Linked DNA regions of Homo sapiens: regions 1 and 3 are each linked to region 2. Evidence: chromatin contacts called from ENCODE Hi-C or POLR2A ChIA-PET data. All regions are on one chromosome and are shown on one strand. Each heading gives the region's core, a stretch centred on a gene start or an enhancer-like site at or near the end of the contact. The rest is flanking DNA. Distances are from core to core; before and after follow the strand shown. Region 1 has its middle 180 kb from the start of ACKR3. Region 2 overlaps COPS8-DT (COPS8 divergent transcript). Region 3 has its middle 93 kb from the start of ACKR3.

Region 1 (4,494 bases), core at 1,081-3,580, 280 kb before region 2:
AAACAAATGTCAAATAGTGAAAGTGTCATTCGAGTCCTAAAATGGGGAGTAGGCTGTAATCTTGTGTCTTGTAAAGATATAAAAATAGGACTAGGCAGAACCCTGTCTAAGGTATAAAAGAAAGAGAAAATCAGTGCAGAAGACAGAGTAGGAGATTCAGCTAGGATGGAAGATGAAAAGATACCCTTGGCTTTCTAGAAGCTTTCCCAGTTACTGTTTTGTTTGTTGTTTGTTGTTGTTATTTATCTTTTTAATTTCATCTCTTCTTTAAATCAGCCCAACAGAAACAGAAAACAAAAGTTCCTTTCAGTTTTATCAAATCTGGAAAAAAATCATTTAATCATTAAAAAAGTCTACTGTGCTACTTACAAAAACAAAAAAGTTGACTATTTCCCTCTGCACTGCTCTCCCCTCTTGAGATCAAGTATACAGAAGCACTTCGATGATCAAAGCATGTAGCCCCATCACATCAAGAGATGAGGATATCAGCTCCTTTCTATTTATTTCTATGGATAGGAATAGTGCTGTTATGTTGCCTCATCTCGATGGATTAGTGGAAAGCATTATGCTCTTCACAATGACCGTCAATACCCTAGGTGAGAGGCAGGGCTGGCCTCAGCAATTCTTCCGGGTGACAGCCTCTAAGCAGAAGCTTGAGGGGACAGTGCCATGGCAAGGCTGCAGGTGGGTGCCGGCAAAGCCAGACATCGGGGAGCTTGCAATTCCAATAACCCACCCCCTGGGACCCACAACAGGGAGGGTCATGACCCGAGAGCCACACTAGCGAATCGCTCCATCTACCTGGCAGGACCACCACACACGGTCCCCCCATCTCAGAACCCCATCTCAGCACCGGGGCTGTGGGGCAGGCGAGGCTTTGGGTAGTGGACAGGGCTGTAGAAGGACATTTCCTGGATCGCAAGACCCCTCTTCCCCTCACCTAAGCATTTCTCTGAAATCCAGGATGCAATTCCATTTATGTGGAAGTGTTTCCTTATTATTTCTATTTTAAAAAGTATTGTCAAAGCCCCTTATCAAATCAATGGTGCATCTGACATAAACATGAAACAGTCAGATGCCATCGTGGTGTGGCAGAGAGTGATGGGAAGATGAGGGGGTTGATTTTTATTCTTCCATTAAATGTCTGGGTTGACCCTGAGTGGAACTTAAATTCCTTACCTACTTAATTTAGTGTCTTTATCTCTAAAATGAAGAGGTTAAACTGGATTATTTTCAGGGTCTTTTTTGAACTAGCAAGCACAGGAGTCCACACATAATTAAGCGCTGCAAACGTGGGGGCGCGGATCAGAGTGGCCAGAGGCAAAGCAAGTTGTATGAGGCTGATGGAGGCAGGTCCCGTGGGATGGGAGGCCCCTCAGAGGGCCTGCAGGGAGCCCGTAGAACTCCCTGGGGACAGGCCTGAGTGCTCTGACAGGGGGATGGGGAGGTGACAGAGGGAGGCTGGGCACTTGGACCTGTGTGAGAAGGAGAAACGTGAAAGCAACTCTGTACCCAACAACAAGCAAATAAAAATGTAGTTCCCCCCCACCATGTGCCATCATGATAAAAGCAAAAGATGGCACTTTGTTGTTTTTAAAAGGATATTCCTTGCAACCCAAATATCCCCTAAATAATTTGTCACCCCTTCAGTTATGCTCCAAGTGGCAGTTAAGTTTCCCTTGGCACACAGATCCACTGGAGAAATGGAATATTTGGTTACATTCTCCTGTAGAGGGAGGGAGGCCTGAGGGTGTGCTTGTGTTTCTAGGAAACAGCCGGTGCTTCAGCGCTGACCCCACACCTGAGTGACTGTCCAGGTCTGGGCAAAGGGAAAGCCGACATTAGTGTCTGGGGACAGCATGCTCATTGCAGCCTGAGGCCTCATCCTCAGCCCACACACTGAAGGTGTGAGACGTGCAGGCCCCCACATGGGGACAGACCTCCTTTCTCCTGTTTCTGCTCGGACAACCTGTGCAGCTCTGCTCACTGCTGCTGGAGTTTGGGAGTTGGGACCCCCTCTCTACCATGCACACAGAATCCCCAAGCCCCAGACATCCAGGAAACACCACCAGATCCCTCATGTCTTGGTTCTGTCTTTTTCAGGCCCCCAGCAGGAAGTGGCTGGCTCAGGAGGTGGTGTCTCAGGTACTGCAGGAGTCATCCGTCTTCTCTTCTGCACTGGGGAGTCATTCTCTGACCTTGGGTTTACCTTTCAGAACGCTCCCAGCTCTGGACACAGGGCTTGGTGGGGACCTCCTTCGGAAGTGTCACCCTGAGGCAGAGCCAAATGCCGCAGCAACCGCCTCTCCTCCACCCTCTTCCTCCTTCAATGCAAGATTGCAATGAGATTGGCCCATAGGGCGGTTCAAAGAAGCAAAAAGTTATGATTAGGAAATACCGGTATTAAATAATTTCCCTTGGTTTCATTTCCTCTTATGACTGAATCCCAGCAGGGCCTCCCAATTCTTTTCCTTCAATTGGCTGTTTTATGTCCAATTCCAGGACGGGCTGGGTCCCGACTGTAAGCATCCCCCAACCCTCCCAATCCCTCCTTTGAGTCCTGACCATTTAGCCCAAGACAATTTTAAAATCGCAGAAGCTTAAGGCTGGAAAGCATTTTGACAGGTCCCCCAGGCTAACGTTATATGCGTTTTCTCCTGTTTTGCCTGAATTGAGCCAGAGGAGGGCTGAGCGCCTCATGTTCCCCTGAAGCATGCGGGCTTTGGAGGTGGCCAGGCTGGGCTGGCTCCTTCAGGGACAGCCCTGAGGCTCCCTCCCTGCAGCTGCTCACGCTGCAGCTGGCCTGCTGCCTGGACTTTCAGGGAACACCTACAGTGGGCCAGGCATTGTATGAAGGTAACTAGAACTAGGCTCCTGAAAACTTTAGTGGAAATAGCAGCGCTTTGCATTAAGTAAGATGTGGGCTACCTTACCCTCCAGAAGGGAGAGCATGTCCCAGTCCACATGTATTTCAACCAGTATCTTTTTAAAGAAGAATGGTACAACTAGAATACTCAGGGTGTGGCCTGGCTGGTGCCCAGGGTGACGGGGCCATGCCTCCGTGGGGACGCCACATTTGTAACTATGCCTGCATCTAGACCCATCTAATGTTTTAGTGTGTGGTTGATGAAAGCCACTGATATTTTTCTGCACCATGCTTTTGAAATTTGATATTTGGATGAATTATTCAATTCCCCTGATATTTCTGAGCTGCTTTTTCTGAGTCAGGCACTGGTGGTTTGGTGACACACAGGGAGACGTGCTCCAGGCCCCCGTGGCACTCACAGTGCAGCAGGAAGACAAATCACCTGCTTCACACAAGTCGGTGTTTGGTTACAATTGTGGGAAGAGTTTTGAGGAGAGGAAAGTGTGCTTGCTGAGGAATAATGGCCAGGAAAGGATTCCTGAGGAAGGGACATTCACATGGAGACCTCCAGGATCACTGGTGTCAGCCCGGAAGCAAAAGGAATTCCCAGGAGAGGAAAGAGCTCATGCAAGGACCCTGAGACCTCACACTGGGCGGAGAGAGACCCTGAGTCTCCACACTGAGCAGAGAGAGACCCTGAGACCTCATACTGGGTGGAGAGAGACCCTGAGTCCCCACACTGAGCAGAGAGAGGCCGAGTCCTCACAATGGGTGGAGAGAGACCCTGAGTCCCCGCACTGGGCGGAGAGAGACCCTGAGTCTCCACACTGAGCAGAGAGAGGCCGAGTCCCCCCACTGGGCAGAGAGAGACCCTGAGTCCTCACACTGGGTGGAGAGAGACCCTGAGTTCCCACACTGGGCGGAGAGAGGCCCTGAGTCCCCACACTGGGCGGAGAGAGACCCTGAGTCCCCACGCTGAGCAAAGAGAGGCTGAGTCCCCACATTGGGCAGAGAGAGACCCTGAGTCCCCACACTGGGCGGAGAGAGGCCCTGAGTCCCCATGCTGGGTGGAGAGAGGCCCTGAGCCCCTACACTGGGTGGAGAGAGACCCAGAGTCCTCACACTGGGTGGAGAGAGACCCTGAGTCCCCACAATGGGTGGAGAGAGGCCCTGAGTCCCCACACTGGGCAGAGAGAAGCAGAGTCCCCACACTGGGTGGAGAGAGACCCTGAGTCCCCACACTGGGCAGAGAGAAGCAGAGTCCCCACACTGGGTGGAGAGAGACCCTGAGTCCCCACGCTGGGTGGAGAGAGACCCTGAGTCCTCAAATCAGGTGGAGGGAGACCCTGAGTCCTCACAGTGAGCACAGAGAGATGTAGGTGGAGCTAAGGCACACAGGGGCTGAAGACCAGGCAAGGACATGACTCCTCATCCTAAAAGCAACGGGAAACCCAGGCCTTTGGTCTAGACTTATCCCATATTAGATTGGCTTTTTCAAGGGTCAGTTGGGACACTGTGTAGAGATTGGCGTGGTCTGGAGTTGGAGGAAAAGACAGCAGGCAGAAGCTGGATCCAGGTGAGTCATGAAGGTGAGGCTTCAGAGGGCAGGTGTATTGAGAGGTCCAGTG
Region 2 (4,337 bases), core at 1,640-4,139:
CTATCCTTCGGCAGTTTGTCTTCTATCCCCTTCCCACCAACTCTTCCAGGTCAGACACATCTCTACATCTCTGTGGCCAAGCTTCAGCACTTCCTATTGAGCTCCTGAGCCTCCTTTAAATTAAAAAAAAAAAAATGGCTGTGCATCCGCTTCAATGTCCCCAAATACCCACAAGCACATGGATGGATTTGCCAGCTCAACACCCAGAAAGGGTTCTAGAAAGTGTGGAATCACCTAACTCCATGCAGGGTCCAGACAAGGCTGCTGTTCTAAACCCAGTCATACAGTTTGATTAAAATCTTTGAAGAATATAATTCAAATGGACAAATATCGAAACGTGAACTGTGATTTCTGGGTAGTGTGGGTGATATTCACTCTTTTTCTTTTTACTTAGCAGTATTGCTTGATGTTCCTATAATATCATATTAGCATTTTGCAATAAGTTATTCATTGTAATTGAGATATGGGGGACTGACACAGGCAGTGGCAGTGAGAATGGAGAGAGAAAGAAAAAGATATGAGAGTATCTAGAGAGTCCTAGACCTGGTGACCAAGAGAGTGACCAGGAGCTAGGAAAACACCAACCAAAACAACCACTAGACAGCATATAAATATTGGAATTACAGAAGGGACATGTGGCAGATGCCAGGGTCTCCTTGACATCCTTTCTTCCTCTCCCATTGTTCAGTAACTGAGTTCTTTGGGGCAATGGACTCCATGCCAGTTCTACAGGTCCCCACCCCACCACAGGTCTCTGTCAAGGAGCCAGACACCATCCACCTGATGTGGTTCAAACAGCACAGTTCTGAGCCATTCAGCAAATGATATTCCCCTGGCCACACTGCTCACTTCAAGGGTGATCCAACCAGCATAAAGCTCTAGATTTGAGCTTGAGAGTTGTGGGAAGACCTCCTCCCGGCTATTGTGTGTATTTAAAGAAGCCCAGGCTGCAACAGCAGCCATCCTAGGTCCAAGAAGGCAGCCAGCCTTGGAATGAAACCAACACAATAGAAGGCCAAGCAGCCAGACAGGAACAAATTGGATCCCTGATGGCAGCATGGAGCCACTGGATTTGCTGACCCAAAGTCTATCCTGCCACTGGGCTTTCCAGTTTAATGAGCCAATTAATTGCCTGATAATTTAAAGTGTCCTGGCTAATTCAGAGCTGGCTGGGAATGGGGTGGAAGATGAGAAAGACAGCTGCTAAATCCCTGCAAGATGTTCAGGACCCATGTCCAGGAGGCAGTTAAAAAGTGGAACTTGGACCTTGAACTCAGGATAGAGACTTAGACTCAGGAATGAACCTGGGGGTTACTAAAATATGTATCAGTCAGCTACTGCTGCATAACAAACTACCTCCCCAAACTCAGAAGCATGTGAGATGGTCAGCTGTGGGGGCTCTGCTCATTGCTGCTAAGCTTGGCTGGACTCAGGCTCCACATGTTTGTTAAGACTCCCAAAGCAAATCACATAGTTGAGTCCATCTTCAGTTGGCTGGAGAATGTATATTCTGCTTCTGCTTCAAAGTTGTATTGAAAAGGGTGTGGTTTCAGGAAGAAATAAAAGCTATGGGACAATATTGCTCTCCATCACATGGTGTCATTCCAGGTGAAGCCCAGGGCATGGATAAAATACCCTAAAGAAAATATCAATGAGATAAGGGGACACCAAAGTCTATGGAGCAGAAGATGGGCATATGAAAAAGGTTTTAAAAAGAATCTTCACTTATTGATTGTATAGCTATTTATTGAGTTCCAACTATGGGTTGGGCTCTGTTTCTATTTCTGGGGTGGGAAAGCTGTCAAAAAAAACCCTGCATCATGAAGCTTCTATTCTAGTAAGACACTGGGGAGACCAACAATATACAAGATAAATAATAAAACACGTAGAATGTTAGCTATTAAGTGTTAGTATAAGAATATTTAAAGCAAAGAGGAGAAGTGGCTATGTAGTGAAGGGAGGAGGGGTGAAATCATAGTGTCCCTGGCCAGAGAAGGATGCACTAAGAAGGTGTGAATGAAGGGTCGAAGGAAGTCAGGGAGGGAGCCATGCAAATACCTTCGGGAACAGAAGGAACAGAATGTGCACAGACACAAAGCAGGGGTGTGTCGCGTGTTCAGGGCATAGTGCATAGGGCAGTTGGCTTGAACAGAAGGAATGGGGAAGAGAAGTAAGAGATGAGTCAGTATGACAGGGCCACTCACAGCCTCGCACGTCATGAGGACTTTGGTCTGGAAGGAGTGAGCTGGAGGCCAGGGGGGAGTTTTGCTCAGAGGAATGACATGATCTGATTGTAACAGGATCCCTGTGGCTGACTTAACTGACAAAACTGATATTAATTTTACTGATGTTGACAGAAGGCTATAGCAATGCAGAGGGGAGAGGGCAGGGGAGCTAGATCTGATGCAGGAGGATCATTAAAAGGCTATTGTGGGGAGCTGGGAGAAGCTGATAGGGGCTTGGAGCAGGGTGGGTTAGTATAGGGGGGAGAATGTGACCTGATTCTCAAGCCAACCAACATAATCTGCTAGGTAGTTTCATGTGGGGTGTAAGAAGTAGAGAGGAATGAACGTTCGCTCCAAACTTAAGCAATTGGAAGAATTCACTGAAATTGGAGACAGATGTGAAGAACAGGTTTGGTGGAAACATCAGAAGTCTGATTCAAACATGGTGAGCTTCAGATGCCCACTGAATGTCCGAGAGCAGCAGATGTCAAGGAGAAGCTCAGGTGCACCAGTCTGGAATTCAAGGGGAAGGCCAGGGCCAGCGAGTATATTTGCCAGTGGTCAGGATATAGATGATATCTAAAGCCAGGAAACAGCATGAGGTCCCGTAGGGGTGAGTGAGGACAGAAAAGAGAGGGGCTCAGAGGACTGAGCCCTGATGACTCCAACGATGACCAAGGATTACCTTGACTTTCAAGGTCAGAGAGATGAGGAGGAGCCTCAGCTGTGCTTGGGGGTGGGGTCAGCTGTGGGTACGGGCTGCCCAATCTGAGGAAGGTGGAGAGCATTTCAGGGAAAAAAGAGAGAGGCTCCAGCTGGATCTGAAGCTGATGGGGAGGTAGAGTATGACGAGGGCCAAAATCCTCCTTTAGATTTGGTGACTGGGATGCCAGTGATTATCTTAGTCAGAATACCTTCAGGGTGTGGCAGAATCAAAGCTAGGCTGTGGCTTCTGAGATTTCAGGGGCTTTTGGAGGAGGAGGAAATGGAGGTGGTGAACTTGGACAAACATTTAAGAATGTTTGCTACAAAAATTACAATGATGATGATGGTCGCTCACTAATATCCATCATCTATTCTAAACACTTTACATGCATTGAATCAATGGAAAGCAGCACAAAGAGATAAGGTGGTTTCCTGACACTAAACCGGGTCCCAGAAAGGTGTGTGCCTTTGGCTGTGGTGTGTGTGCAAATACCTGAAACCACAGAGCAGGTGGACAGGCTGAAGGGAAGGAGGCAGTGACAGAAGAAGCAACAGACACCGGGAGGAGGGGATGACTGGGAGCCCCAGAGCCTGGATCTATTGGATGGAATTCAGAGCCAGACAGAGGGACTCACCTGAGTGAAGAAGGAGATGCACGCTCTGTTCCCAAAGGAAGAAGGGAAGAGTGGCGAGAGAAATTTCATTAACTTACTAAGAAGGAGGCCAGGAGGCCAGGTCATTTGGAGGAGAGAGATGAACAGGGTATGGGAGATACTGAGCAGCCGCAGATGGCCTCATTGGGAATGGAGACCAGGTGGGCTGTGTCTACCAGAAGTGCCGAGCGGCCCGAGAGCAGGGGGCCCAGGAATGGATGAGCAGAGTATCGGTGCCGAGAAGTCACCAGAGGAAAAAGAAACTGAAGGGAGGAACATGAAAGAGGATGGAGTGACGGCCCACAGGATCGGGCTTGGCAAGGACAGAGTTAACCCTGGTGGGAAACATGGAGTTGGGGAGGGCAAGGAAGGGAGGAAGGATCTGAGGGAGCTCATGGGGGAGTGCAGTGTGTCCAGGGACAAGAAGGAGGCATGGGAAGCCCAGGGTGCATTCATTTCAGGGGTATTTGCTGAGAGGCCGCTGTGCACCGTGCACTCCCTCGGAGCCCTGGGCACATTAGGAGGTGGCATTTAGAGTGGCCTAGGGGGCAAGAGCCGGAGTCACAGAGTAGATGAGACTGCCCAGGAGACCATGAGTTAAGAGACAGGAGACTCAAGGGTAGAACTTCAGGGGAAATGTCTCTTCCATGAAAGGGGTGAACAGGAGAAGTTGTGCCAGAGCCCTAGGGAAGGAGGAAAGCTCCCGACCCCCAACCTCTACCCTACCTGCCATCTGCCCACTTCCATGAGCTCC
Region 3 (4,658 bases), core at 1,983-4,482, 360 kb before region 2:
AGTAGAATCAGTTATTTTGGGAGACATTATCAATATTCAGCTGCAATAAAAAATTAATGGGTAAAAGCAATTCTGATGTATAATAAAGATTAACTTCATTTTATGAGGCAGGCCATTCTCTGGTTGAGAAGAATTGAAGAAAAATAAACCACCTTTCCCTCTTCTGGGAGATCAGAATCTAGCAGTGTTTGATGTAGGGTACAGTGTGTATTTTTTAGAACTCTCAGTTGAGTGCATTAGAGTTTGCTGCACTATTTTGCAGTCACCTTTTCTCTTATTTAAAGAAAAAAAAAGCAAACTAAAATATACTCAAACTCCCCTTTTGCCTTTTACAGAGCCAAAGTGTCTGGTTCTCCAGCCAAAAATGTTTTTAACCCTTTGGCATTTATGAGACAAGAGTAAATAAGGTATGTCAGAGCTCTGAGAGGGGGGTGGGTGCTACACAGGGGAGGGTGCCCTAGACTCTGGAATGCTGGAGATGACTCACACTTGCTTGCAAGAACTGTGGTTAAATCTGCAGGTATTGGGGGAGCTAGTTGACTTCACACTGGTAGTTTGACATTGGCCACAGTGGGAGTACTGACACCATGAAAATCGGCAAGTGCTATAAGTCAGGGCTCTTCCACCCCACTCACCCATGAGGTTAAGTGTCCAGCACATGGCTGCCTAGGCTAGAATGGAATACAGTGAGGAGGCAGTTACTCAGCCCTTCTCCATCACTAGGGACTCAGAGGGTAAAATGGGTCACTTCGGAGGAAATGCTTTGGAAAACAATAAGGCTTTGGAATGTAGGCCAGGGACTGCAGGGGGCTTGGTTGCTTTCTCATTAGCCTTTGCCTCTGGGATTCTCTCACTCACACTCTGGTTTTGTTGAGTTCTGGGACCAGGGACGTTTCTCTGCTCTGGGTCCTTTTTGTGTGCTCAGAATTACTCAGCATTTGGAACTGAGACAGAGACAAGAGCTCCTGGGACAACAGAAAGTCCTCAGGAGGTGTGAGTGGGGAAGCTGGTTCACACCCAGTCCCCACGCACACCCATGTGGGCCTCACAGTGAAGGTCCAGGTAGAAAAGCTTGAGGAAAGAGAACAGGGCAAGAGCTTGTTTAGAAGCAATCCTGTTAGTCCTAGCCACTGGTCTGAACATATAAAAGAAAATCAAGCCAAACAGATGTTTTCCTCAGAGGCAGCCAGTAAGGGAAGGAATTATCTCCTTGAGTTGACATCCAATGTTGGGCTCCGGGAATGAAATTTCACAATGCATTGGACGTGGATGGCATGGTCTTTCTTCCTGTGGATTTAAGAATTAGTTTCAATTTAAAATGGGATGCTTTGAAATCTCAGGTCAGACTTTCTCCTAAACTTTTAAACCAATTCACAGTTCTGGCCATATTTCAGCCAGCAATGAGGAGTCAGAAGGCTGGCTCTCAATTTTTTTTAAAAAAGATTTTGCTTCAGCCAGCCAGCCATTGATCTGAAGGGTTCTAAGCGATTCTATTTCATTTCATTTAAACATTGGCTCCTTTATTTCCTCCCTCTTCTCACCAGCTAAAATTACAGGAGACCACCATTTTCGGGTGGAAAGAACATTTTGTGAAGTTCATTTGCTAAGCTTCTGCTATGAACCCACTTGGCCAAAGAGGGAAATCCTCCAGGAATTCAGTTTCACCAACCCTTCCCTCCACCCCGGGCTGCCGCTCTTCCTGCTGCTTTCATTTTAAGGGGACTGGGCATTTTTGCAATTTTGTCTTGACCATCATCATCTTTTTATTACTCATGGGGAACTTTCAAAACACCAGCTCCTTTTTTAAAAGTAGTTTTGTGTTCTTAGTGGTTTCACAATCTGAACTGAGCTGATGATTTGAGAAAATGTGGGCAGTTCATGGAATCATGAATGGTTAGAACCTTTCAGTTGAAGGGGACCCTAATCAAACATTCTACCCCAGTGGTTCTCAGTCAGGAGGGACTCTGTTCCCCAAGGGACACTTGGCAATGTCTGGAAACATTTTTGTCACTGCGGGGAGGGGGTTGCTACTGGTATCTGGTGGGTAGAGGCCAGGGTGGCTGCTAAACATCCTACAGTGCACAGGACCACCTCGCAGAACAAATAATTCTCTGGGTGAAAAGATCCATAGAGCTAAGTTTGAGAAACTCTGATCTACCCCAAAATTGAAGCCCTTCCAGCATCAGAGTGGACAGCTCCAGGGAAAGAGCAGCTCAAGAAACTACTCATGGGAGCAGCAGCCCTAAACTGGGGTCGACCCACAACGTGATGAGTGGGTGGCGAACTGTCAGGGCGGCAAGGGACAGGAGACCCACGAAAATTCATTTGGGGAAAGGGAAGACTTGGATGCCCAGCAGTCATCTTCTATGCTTCACTGGGCATAAACATATTCATTCAGACATTAGGTTTGATCGGTATGATTCCAGAGGGCAGGTTTAGAAATGTTGGGGGGAAGCTATGGGGAGGTTGAATTTGGCTTGGTGCGGAAGCACTCATACAGTCTCACCTAGTGAAATTTCATAAGCTCCGCTGTGTTGGCTCTTGGTGAGTTCACAGTTAAGAAAATCTTGAGGTTTCATTCATGCACTTTATTTAATTCCGTCTCCAGCCTCCTGCTTAATCCTGTTCTTATGCAGTTGATTTTTTGGCACGAGTGAAGTTCACGCTGGGCTGGAGGGAGAAGTGGGGAGAGTGAGGGATGAAATTCCAGGAGCAGGCCTGTTAGACTCTTCAAGTCCACGAACGCAGCCTCCCTGGCTCTCCTCCCAGTTGGATTGGCTTTACGGTCCTGTCAGTGGGACAGGCTATCTTGGCCAAACATGTGAATCTCCCTGAATGGGAAAAAGAAAAGGCAGAACATTAACTTAAAGTTTAGGATGCATGTGGGGAATGAAGGTGTGTGGATGGCTTATAGGATATCACTTGCTCTCCCAGAAACTCTGGACTGCCCTGCAGTAAAAACACCAAACCTCCTGCGCTGGGCTGAGAAGGGGCTTGAGCGTCGCCTGGGAAAATCTTTGACAGGCTGCCCAAACCGCAGCCCTAATCACTGAGGCACGTGGCTGACATTTTAGCAAGCTCACTTGGACTCGGAGCTTTCACAGAATGGAGACAAGGGAATAATTTCACTTTGGAGGACTGCACTTCTTTCCTTTACACCTCCCACTCCATCCTTCTTGTTAGCAAATACCCTGGGTGGGCAGATGTCACAGGAGCCGGCGGGGATGCTGGTTTGCATGGCAGCATCCCGCGGCGGAATACCAATGGCACAGCTCATGCTCTTTACTGAGGGGGTGGGACTCTGGAATTTTGGCATGATTGTAGTTGTTGCTGTAATCATGTTTTACATTAACAATGTTTCTTTCATCCAGATGGATTCTTAAGCGCTCGACAAACTTTATTAAGTAATTACAACAAGTTATAGACATTTAATTTGTCTATCATTAGGCACAGTTTCTGGGTGAATCATGGGATTTTTTTTGTTTTGTTTGGCCACACACAGAAACAGGATATTGATAGGGGACAGAGTAGACCTAGGGCTGTCAACTGGGCTTGGAAGAAGCCTGTCCTTGGTCTGAATTGGAAAAGGCACTAAGGCAACAGCCTCCCGGTGCAATCGTGTGAGTGAAGATCGGTGCAATCATGCGAGTGAAGATCACGGCAAACTTGACAATGGAGAAGAGGATACAGAAGCATTTCACACATCCCTGGGTTATTATTATTATTATTATTATTTCTAAATGGTCTACAAAACCATATGGAATCTCAATTTAAATACAGGAAAAGGCCGGGCATGGTGGCTCACACCTGTAATCCCAGCACTTTGGAAGGCCAAGGTGGGCAGATCACCTGAGGTCAGGAGTTTGAGACCATCCTGGCCAACGTGGTGAACTCCCATCTCTACTAAAATACAAAAATGAGCCGGGCGTGATGGTGGGCACCTGTAATCCCAGCTACTTGGGAGGCCGAGGCAGGAGAATCGCTTGAACCTGGGAGGTGGAGGTTGTAGTGAGTGGAGATGGCACCACTGCACTCTGGCCTGGGCGACAAAAACAAAACAAAACGAAACAAAACAAAACATACAAACAAAACAACCAACCAAACAAAAAAACCAACAGGAAAAAAAGCACAGGACAGCCCATGGGTCTGGAAGGCAGAGGCTCAAGGAGTCCTAGTGCAAAAGGGGCTTCCAGGACCACTCAGGTGGGAGCCTTTCAACCTGTGCCTCCTCTGAGGGCAGCTCAGGGGTTCTACAGCAGGAGGGAGGTGATGGGTCACCAGGAGGCAGGGCTCTTGGTCCCCGACATCTCCTTCTGACTGGTTTCACATACTGCATTTTACTCAAGATTTCTGCTGAAGAAAGGGTACCACTGCTAAAGAAAAGAAAAATAAAATGTGCAAACCTGACTGGTCCAGTTCCTGATATTATATGCGATGACCAGAGAGGTTATGCAGGTAGTCTGGGGTCACATAGCTAATAATTGGCCAAATTGAAGTGGGACCACGCTCTTTGTACAGCCAGCCTGAGGTGCCACCAAAGACAGTGCCAATTTCAGCAGGAAGGAGAACTCCTTAAGGGGCTGCAGGACTGGTCTTCCCAGACAGCTGTCCAAAGAGCTGCCTTTCTCCTCTTCCTTTAGGTTAAAAGATGGCAGATG

What was found. Hi-C counts contacts between places; a loop is a spot of excess contacts on that map. ChIA-PET counts read pairs that join two places held with the same protein, here RNA polymerase II (POLR2A). Pooled maps may share reads with other maps.
Region 1: a map of PC-3 shows a loop between it and region 2 (9-fold over the local background). The contact joins two enhancer-like sites. A Hi-C loop is called at or near these places in 6 of 168 maps with a recorded cell type or tissue (Calu3, PC-3, PC-9 and 3 more) and 5 of 50 pooled maps. POLR2A ChIA-PET finds 5 or more read pairs at or near these places in 1 of 52 experiments (PC-9).
Region 3: a map of PC-9 shows a loop between it and region 2 (5-fold over the local background). The contact joins two enhancer-like sites. A Hi-C loop is called at or near these places in 4 of 168 maps with a recorded cell type or tissue (PC-3, PC-9, chondrocyte and 1 more) and 4 of 50 pooled maps.

Annotation. Positions count from the first base shown.
Region 1 is chr2:236,746,266-236,750,759 of GRCh38, forward strand. No RefSeq gene overlaps it. Among named protein-coding and RNA genes, the nearest start is that of ACKR3, 180 kb to the left of the region's middle. Within about 2 kb of position 2,331, at least 11 of the 41 ENCODE cell types and tissues checked have a DNase peak (open chromatin) inside an H3K27ac peak, as active enhancers do; they include PC-3, where a contact is called at or near this core.
Region 2 is chr2:237,023,087-237,027,423 of GRCh38, forward strand. All of the region lies in intron 1 of COPS8-DT (COPS8 divergent transcript), which reads right to left. Among named protein-coding and RNA genes, the nearest start is that of COPS8-DT, 61 kb to the right of the region's middle. Within about 2 kb of position 2,890, at least 2 of the 41 ENCODE cell types and tissues checked have a DNase peak (open chromatin) inside an H3K27ac peak, as active enhancers do; they include PC-3, where a contact is called at or near this core.
Region 3 is chr2:236,660,724-236,665,381 of GRCh38, forward strand. No RefSeq gene overlaps it. Among named protein-coding and RNA genes, the nearest start is that of ACKR3, 93 kb to the left of the region's middle. RefSeq lists an enhancer at 439-1,115. Within about 2 kb of position 3,233, at least 15 of the 41 ENCODE cell types and tissues checked have a DNase peak (open chromatin) inside an H3K27ac peak, as active enhancers do.